2 separate regions of the Mus musculus genome follow, and region 1 is linked to region 2. The links are chromatin loops, found by intact Hi-C in ENCODE. Cell type or tissue: heart. All regions are shown on one strand. Links, peaks and the distances in the headings refer to the core of each region. The heading gives the core; the rest is flanking DNA.

Region 1 (4,082 bases), core at 1,045-3,544, 170 kb after region 2:
TGTGTGTGTGTTGAATGTGTATATGTGTGTGTTGATGTGTGTGTGTGTGAGCGTGTGAGTGTGTTGAATGTGTATATGTGTGTGTTGAGTGTGAGTGTGTGTGTGTGAGCGTGTGAGTGTGTTGAATGTGTATATGTGTGTGTGTTGAGTGTGAGTGTGTGTGTGAGAGAGTGTGTGAGTGTGTTGAATGTGTATATGTGTGTGTGTTGCGTGTGTGTGTATTTAGTCTGGGGATTTTTCTCTTTTATGAAAAGGACACAGAAGAAGGTTTTGTCTAACTCTCAAAATTGAGGTGCGCATGGCTTCAGCTTAGATGCTGAATGAAGAAATCAAAGTAGCTTTCTCTCCAAAAGGGCAAAGCTTAAAATAACTTGGGAGATCTGTATTCATCAAGTAGACTTTTCCCCCCTGGTTCTAATTAATCCATTCCACATTCATTGACTTCATTGAATAGCCGGGTCTCTCCTTTTCTATAGTGAATAAATGTGTGTGCATGCTTGCACGGTACAGCAAAAAGCACATCTGATTTGTCATCATGGGAGGTCTCTGAAGAGGCTTTAAGTCACTGGTGGCCTTGGCTTTGATAGGCATCTTCTGTGAACAGTGGAGACGGAGGAAAGGAAGACTGGTCCGTGCAGGCGCAGGTTCACAGTCAGACTCAGTTGAGCATAGCAGGATCGTTCTATCATCCTTTCTTCCACCTCTCTGTCTACTTTCACACATCTCTTTTGTCTAAGCCTTGCCTTCCTTGAGCAATCTGCCATTTAGTCTTTCTGAAAGTTGGGCCTAGGAAGAAACTGACTCCAGAAAAGCAAATTCGAGCCAGATGCCTTGATCTTTTACCTTTGCTGAGTGTGACTCTTAGTAGCATCCGGCTCCTCAGTACCCAGGTGTATTGTGGGTGTGAGATACCTTCTTAAGGGTCAGAGGAGACTGATGAAGAAACAAAGACCTTATCGTCATGTCTCTCGCCACTTAAAGTGGGTGGACCCAAAGCTAACCCTTGTGTGAGCTGGATTCTGCTGGATTCTGTCAAGTACTGAGTTTGGTGGTGTCTCAGTTAGGGTTTTACTGCTGTGAACAGACACCATGACCAAGGCAAGTCTTATAAAAACACAACATTTACTTGGGGCTGGCTTACAGGCTCAGAGGTTCAGTCCATTATCATCAAGGTGGGAGCATGGCAGCATCCAAGCAGGCATGGTGCAGGCAGAGTTGAGTTCTGTGTCTTCATCCAAAGGCTGCTAGTGGACTTCCAGGCAACTAGGGTGAGGATCTTATGCCCACACCCACAGTGACACACCTACTCCAACCAGGCAACACCTCCAGATGGTGCCACTCCCTGGTCCAAAAATATACAAACCTTCACAGGTGGGTTCCCCTAACTAGTGATTCCAACACTAAGGCGGGGGCACAGAGTGACAGAGGAGAGCAATTGCTTTGCAATGAACAGATATGTAGAGGCAGGGGAGTGCCTTGCTTTTTATGGGAAATCCTCTTGAGATGGTTTGTCCAACTAGGGCATGGTTTGTGTAGTAGAATCAGGAAATGAATCTGGACCGTTAAGTCATGTTCACTGCGGAGGGAAGTTAATTGGCAGACTGCCATTTTCATGTGGTGTCAAAGTGGGGAGACCTGACTCATATCCAGACTTCGGGGGTCAGAGCCCTTCCATACCATAAGGATTAGTTGTGCACACTTAAAGTTCTTTAGAATTTCTGCACCCCCCATTTTTCTCACCTGGAAAGTAGAGGGTAATGGGGGTGTGTACCTGAATAGGCTCTGAGTAAATTTGTAGCCGGGTGGGAGTTTATTTTATGTGGAGAATCTCCCTCTGATGGACAGTCAGGGATAAGAACAGGCAGGAAGCCATGGTGCAGCATGGATTTGAATTTCCTGAGTCCCTGCCCAACTTGCTCTCTTGAAGGACAGTAGGAAGTTGCAGTGATGTGGTTTAAGTTCCTTTCTGTGGCCTTCCTTTTGATGTTCCTTACTCTATAGTGACCTCTGCTGGGCTTTCCATTTGTTTTTGTTTTCAATATGCATTAAGAGGGGAGCCTTAAGCAGCTTAATTAGGCCAGTGCCCGCTTTTACTTGGTGCCTGGATCGAACCACTGCCAAAGTGATCCAAGTGCCCAGGAGAAGCGAGCCAGAGAAAGCCCTTACTCATGTGACAGGCCCACTTAGGAGAGAGTATCCCAGCCTGGTGTCCTAGGCTCAGGGCATCTGCCCCTGTCTCTTCCTCTCTTCCTCAGTGAGGGGAGGTCGGTTCTGGCTGTGCACATCTTTTTGGGAAAATATTCTGATCTTGACAGGTCCACGACAGGTCCAGTGATGACTTCAGACCTGAGCACCACATTTCCAAAGACAGGGACCCTTCCCTTCTCTGCCCAGGCCTGTTCTTCGGAATGGCTTTATCACATCAAGTTTGGCTTTGCACAGTTTACTTTGTGCTTAAAGATCAAGAAATGCATGGAGTTGACAGGGAGTTGACCCATCAGAGTGCTTGCTTTGAGGAGTGAGTTGCTTGTAGCACTGTGAGAGCACTGAATCTACAAATCTACACAGCTGCCATGCTTTCGAGCCTATAAGACGTCTCTTAATTGTGGGTGACTCCTTTGCTCATAAAAGCTCGTCTTGTTAATTAAGAAATATCGGTAATGAGAACAATGCTTCCTTTTGCAAAGTGGTAAACTGAGGCTAAGCAAGTTGAAAACAAAAGTCTGTTTGTTTTGAGACAGGATCTCACTATGTAGATGGCTGGTCTGGAACTTACTTTGTAGATGAGGCTCAAAATGAGTTCTGGCTTCAAACTCTGAGATCTCCGTATCTCTGCTGGGATTAAGGGAATACACCAACACATCTACCTAAATTAAACACTTTCCCCTGGGCTGCTAGTGTCTAGTTAAGTAGCAGCTTTGGAGTTAGGGTCACCATAGTGTTCCCGGAAGGATCTAACTCAAAGAAATGTTTGAGATGCTTAGTATAGGAGCAGATTGACACAAAGTGACTGGCTTCAGTGGTGAGGTTTACAGAAGTGTTTTGAAAAATCTCCTGAAGGTGGTACTCTTGGGGATGATTTCCTGACAGAGCGGCCATGTCTGACATACCTGAAAGATGGAGAAAGGATGTCCTCTTTACTAGAAGTTACATTCAAAAAGTTTAATTAGGAGGAGAGAGAATCGTCACACTTATGGAGAATTCAGTTTAGAGCTAATCTAGGGCACAGACAGACATCCACTTACTCTGGATGAGACAGACCCTTTGGAAGCCGGAAAGGGACTAAGGATTCAATGTACATTTCCCATTTCTCCATCAGGACTCTAGCAGTGAGATTGAGCTGATCTGAGTTGACCCCATTGCAGAGTAGAAGTCGTCTCCATCCCTGGGTTTGAGCTCCATCTGTGTAGAGTCTGAAGAGCCAAGGACTGGCAGATCTGCCCCTGAATAGTGTGTAGGACCAGTGTGGGATGTGTGCAAAACTTATAGTACAAACTGCTTGTATTAAGGGAGCATTTGCCGCCCCCCTCTGGTTTCTACTTTTGCTTATCCAACCTTTATTTTCTCACTGCACACAGGCCCATGACCTGCATCTGTATGGCTCCGCAGTAGACAGCGCGCTGCGAGACAGCATGTGGGAAGTCCAGACTTATGTCCACTTCCAGGATAACGAAGGAGTTACTGTGACCATCAAGCCAGAGCACAGGGTGGAAGATGTTCTGGCTTTGGTGTGCAAGGTGATGAATTTTGCTGTAGAAATACTTCCGAGTAGAGAGGGTTTGTTAATGGTGTATTCCTCTGCATTTGGTTTTGTGGGGGGTGTTCAAGACTCAACTTTCTACGCAGGGGAACATACTAACATTTTCTAGCTAGTATGTTAATTCTCCACCCTTCAGAGGAATGAGTCCTCAGGTCATGGTCCCACACTTCCATGAAGCCACATCGACTTAGAATCTGCATCTAGAGTCATTGTGACACCTGTTGCTGTTCACATTACATAGAGATGGCGTATCTTGGTGTGCTATTCAGTCCATAATTCATTACCACTCACAGTTGCTTTATGGACTTTATTCCCAGTCTAA
Region 2 (4,082 bases), core at 1,054-3,553:
CTCGCTCTGCTCACGATAACCAGCAAAACAAAGGTCCAGGATAGAACTGGAAGCCTGGGTTCACTTTCAAAGCTTCCCAGTTATCACAGTCCCTTTGAGTTCCCTATCTAGAAATTGGGAAGAAGTGAGGGGGTGTGACTGGCTGGAGAGGCTTTGGGGAAATGGGGTATGTGGCTTCTGCTTATACCTTGGGGACCTTCCCAGGCCTTGCTAGGTCTCAAAAGACGGATGATAAAATGCCTGCAGACTTTCAGCTCTCAAAAGTCTCCCTGGGCACGCTGCCTCAGTTGCTCAACCCTCTGCCTGCAGAGGTAGTGGATCTGTAGGATTAGAGTCAGCTGCAGGACTGGGCGGACACATTCCTCGTAGGGAGGTCACTAGCCTGCTCTGTATGTGTAACAAATCTGAGTTTCCCACTCAGATCACGTGTGTTTCTTTCTGGAAGCTTCTGCATATCTCCCCCCCAATATCTGTCATCATCCAGAGGAGGCCTAGCCTGTCAGACACTCCTTGAATATCAGAGGATGACCTTGATGCTGCCCTGATGCTCTTAGAGTGGAGTGTCCTGCATCTCTATCCTGGTGCACTTGAGCACAGCAGAGGGAAAGAAATCCTCTGTGTGCTGTGCCATCAAACTGTGTGACAACTTCACATACGTACATGCACACACACTGTGTAGAAACAGGTTTGTCTTAACCCTCAAGCCCTTCTGCTCTTACACGGCTGCTTCAGTAGAGCCCACTTCACCTTTCAGATGACTCTCACCTGTAACCCCATCTCGCTTTGCCTTCCTCTCTGTTCCCTTCGGAAGCTTTCAGGCCCACTCCCCCTACTTCTTTTCTCCATTTTGTTTCTCCAAGACAGTTCACACATCACACTTTACAGGCAGCTTCTCTGCCTGGGTTGAATTGTGAACAGGGATAGACTCGAGGCAAACAGGTCAGCAAGTGAACCTATCAGCCAGGAGAGCCAGCGTTTCGGATCAGTGATCGGTTGATTGGCGGCCAGGATCACAGGAGAGAGAGAGTGATCATTATATTACGTCTGCTCGCAAGCCAGGCTGGTAGATAGAGGGGGTCTGGGACCAACTCTCAATCCAGACATCTCATCCCCAGCATCTCCAGAAGAACAGGACACAAGGCTCACAGAGGGAGCACAGAACCTCAAACATAACGTGCTGACATCATTAACTGAGCTAAGGTTTGAATGAATCCTGGCCTGAGCCCCCATTGCTGGCCAGGAATCACCTTCCACCTGTGCGACACTCAGTCTGTTCCTACTCCACAATGATGGCAACCTTGGTTTTTGTTTTTGTTTTTTTGGTCTAAGTTGAAAGGGTTCAATGATCAGGGATAAAAGGAACCATTATGATAATTTTACAAAAAGGATCCCATCTTGTTTCTCACTAACAAAGCCCATAAATGCAGATGATGGTTTTTAGCTCCCTATACAGAGGTCTATATGTACATTTCCTTACCTGGTTCTCTTCACAACCCTCTGAAGTGCATTTTCCTATCAGCGCTGTGCATATGATCTGGGAGGGTGGCAGGGGTGCTTAGCAAGTTCACACACTGCTAAGTGGCAAGGCGGATCTTCACACTCAGCCTAGAGGGGAAGCGCGAGACAGTCAGGTTAGTGTTTTAACAACCCAGACTCAGCTAGGAGGTGAATTCAAGGCCAGCCTGGGCTAACTATTATCCTGTCTCAAACAAACAAACAAACAAACAAATACACAAACACAGCCCCTAAGCATTGTGACACACTCACAGCCCGCAACTCACGGTGGAGAAATCTTGCCCCTCGAGTCTCCTAGATAAGGAACACTATCTAGAACTGGCAGACAGACTCAAGCCCTGTAACCACTTACCCTTGTCAGCCGCCTTTTTCTGTTTGTTATTTTGTACACATAAATTCATTCAGTCCGCCTTTGCGCTTTTGTATCTTCCTGCCACCGATTACCTTGACTTCAGAGATAAGGAATTCCGTTCTAGCGAGGGGACAGTGCAGCCATCCCAACACTTTTATCTTTGAATTGAGTTTCATTAGCAAGCTGTCAAAGGAGCAGGGTCCTCAGGGCCCTGACACCCAGGGTTTCACTATGCTTATGAGGCCTTGCTTGCTAAGACTGGAGTTTTACCGCCATGGGCTAGTCAACGAGAGTTTCGACATCTCTAAAGACTGCCTCAAGAGGGCGCTCCGCACAAGCCTTTAATCTACTCTCGGCTAGCTATGCCTGAATCTGGGTCTGGGAAGGCAGTATTTTTAAAATAAGGATTGCAGTCCTATGTGAGGCCGGAGGAAATCCATAGAACGATCACGCTGAGACAAAATGAGAGTGCAGAAAGCCGAGGCGCTCGTTTGTTTTCAAGTTTTAGAATACTTTTTATTTATTTATTTATTTATTTATTTATTTATTTATTTATTTATTTATTTTAGTATGCTGCAGGAAGCAGCGGTTCGGTTCCCATGTCAGACTGCTTACAACTGCCTATAATTACAGTTCTAGGGGATCGGACTTCCGAAAGCACATATAAACAGACAGGAAAGCAAACAGACAGACAGACACAAAAGCCAGAGAGAGAGAGAGAGAGAGAGAGAGAGAGAGAGAGGCACTCGCAGCAGGTATAACAGCAACAGAACTGCTTACCCAGAGACCTAAGCTCACAGGAACATAGGTCTTGAGGCCTCAGGAATTTAGGATTATTATAAAGATCATTTAAGGGAAGTCCCTCTGACCCATTTCCCATGTGGGCTTACTGCAGCGGGGCTGTTGAGATGGCAGGAAGAATTTGAAACAGGGTCTCTCAGGCTGTCCTCAAAGGTATGATTTTCCTGCCTCTGCCTCAAAAGTGCTGAGATTAGAGACATGCCCCACCATGCCCACACTACCCTTACGGGCTGGGAAGGGAACACTCTTAGCCCCCCTTAGAAACTCACTAAAGTGGTCTGCCACCCCTACCCAACCGTGATTGTGAATTCACCAGTAAATTTTTGCATCTCTTCATCAGTACTCGGTTGGAAATGCTAGACAAACAAGCTCATTCCCTCATCTAGATTGCCGCTAGCCAATGAGCACTCTGCACACAATAGGTCTTGATTTAATTTTCCTGGCTAATGAAGAGCAGTCGTCTCGGCATCCTTTGTTGCTGGAAGGACATCTTGAGATTGATTGTAATTGCTGTGTGAGGGAGCCGGGGGTCTTTGTCGGGGCAAGGAAGCGGCTGAAGGGTTCACTTAAACCCTTGAGGTCAACCCTGTAGCCTGGTGGAGTAAATTGCTTCCACTCGAGGACGGTGAGCCCCCTTATCTCTCTCTTTCCATGGAGCAACTTGCAAGGTCTGCTCCCTGCTCCCTAGCACAGCAAGCTGTCAAAGGAGCAGGGTCCTCAGGGCCCTGACGCCCAGGGTTTCACTATGCTTATGAGGCCTTGCTTGCTAAGACTGGAGTTTTACCGCCAAGGGCTAGTAAAGGGCTTTTACTTCAAAGGCTTCTTATCTCCCAGCCACCCACATTCCTTCAGGGACCAGTTAATAGGATTATGAAAGGACAAAGGACAAACTTACCCCCCCCCCAGGGAGACCCCTCCCCTTCTCTCCTGGGAAGCAAAGTTTTCAATGGCAGTGTTTAGCATTTTTCCATACTTGAGAAAATGATGAACTTAAATCTTGTATCTACAGCAAGAGGAGCTGTTCGGGCTAAAGCATCTTTTGTTTCTGTATCATTTAAGATTTAGTGTCTATGGAGACCTGACCCCTTGGACGAATCTCTCTCCCCTCCCCCTCCCCTTCTCCTCCTTTTCCTCTCTCTCTCTCTCTCTCTCTCTCTCTCTCTCTCTCTCTCTCTCTCTCTCTCTCTCCCATGCCTCTACCTTTCTGTCTGTATTTATGTTTGTGTTTGCAGAAGCCAGAGATAAATATTGCTTATCTTTCTCTACCTACCTTATTCTTTGAGACCGTGTCTCACGATGAACCTGGAGCTCGATGAGTCAGTAATACTGACTGGCCACGAAGCTTCCTGGATCCTCTTACCCCTGCTTCACCGATATTGGGAGTGCCACATCACCTGGGTTTTTAGTTTGGTTG

The links. Hi-C counts contacts between places; a loop is a spot of excess contacts. Peaks named below come from ENCODE experiments on the same cell type or tissue, not always from the same donor. Only the 100,000 strongest peaks of a DNase experiment are listed, where the experiment ranks them.
Region 1: a loop joins it to region 2, with 6 times the contacts of the local background. A loop is called at or near these places in 26 of 42 quality-filtered maps.

The regions. Positions count from the first base shown.
Region 1 is chr17:3,444,800-3,448,881 of GRCm38, forward strand. It overlaps Tiam2 (T cell lymphoma invasion and metastasis 2), which reads left to right. Exons shown (of 27, transcript NM_001122998.1): 10 at 3,579-3,737. Among named protein-coding and RNA genes, the nearest start is that of Gm52295, 39 kb to the left of the region's middle. In heart, for the core only: a CTCF peak has its summit at 2,004 (motif pointing left); no DNase peak of the experiment used is centred there.
Region 2 is chr17:3,271,751-3,275,832 of GRCm38, forward strand. It overlaps Gm34035 (a long non-coding RNA gene), which reads right to left. Exons shown (of 5, transcript XR_001782146.2): 2 at 3,939-4,082; 3 at 1,478-1,605. Among named protein-coding and RNA genes, the nearest start is that of Gm34035, 9.5 kb to the right of the region's middle. In heart, for the core only: a CTCF peak has its summit at 2,190 (motif pointing right); a DNase peak (open chromatin) is centred at 2,161; H3K4me3 peaks cover 419 bases; H3K27ac peaks cover 951 bases.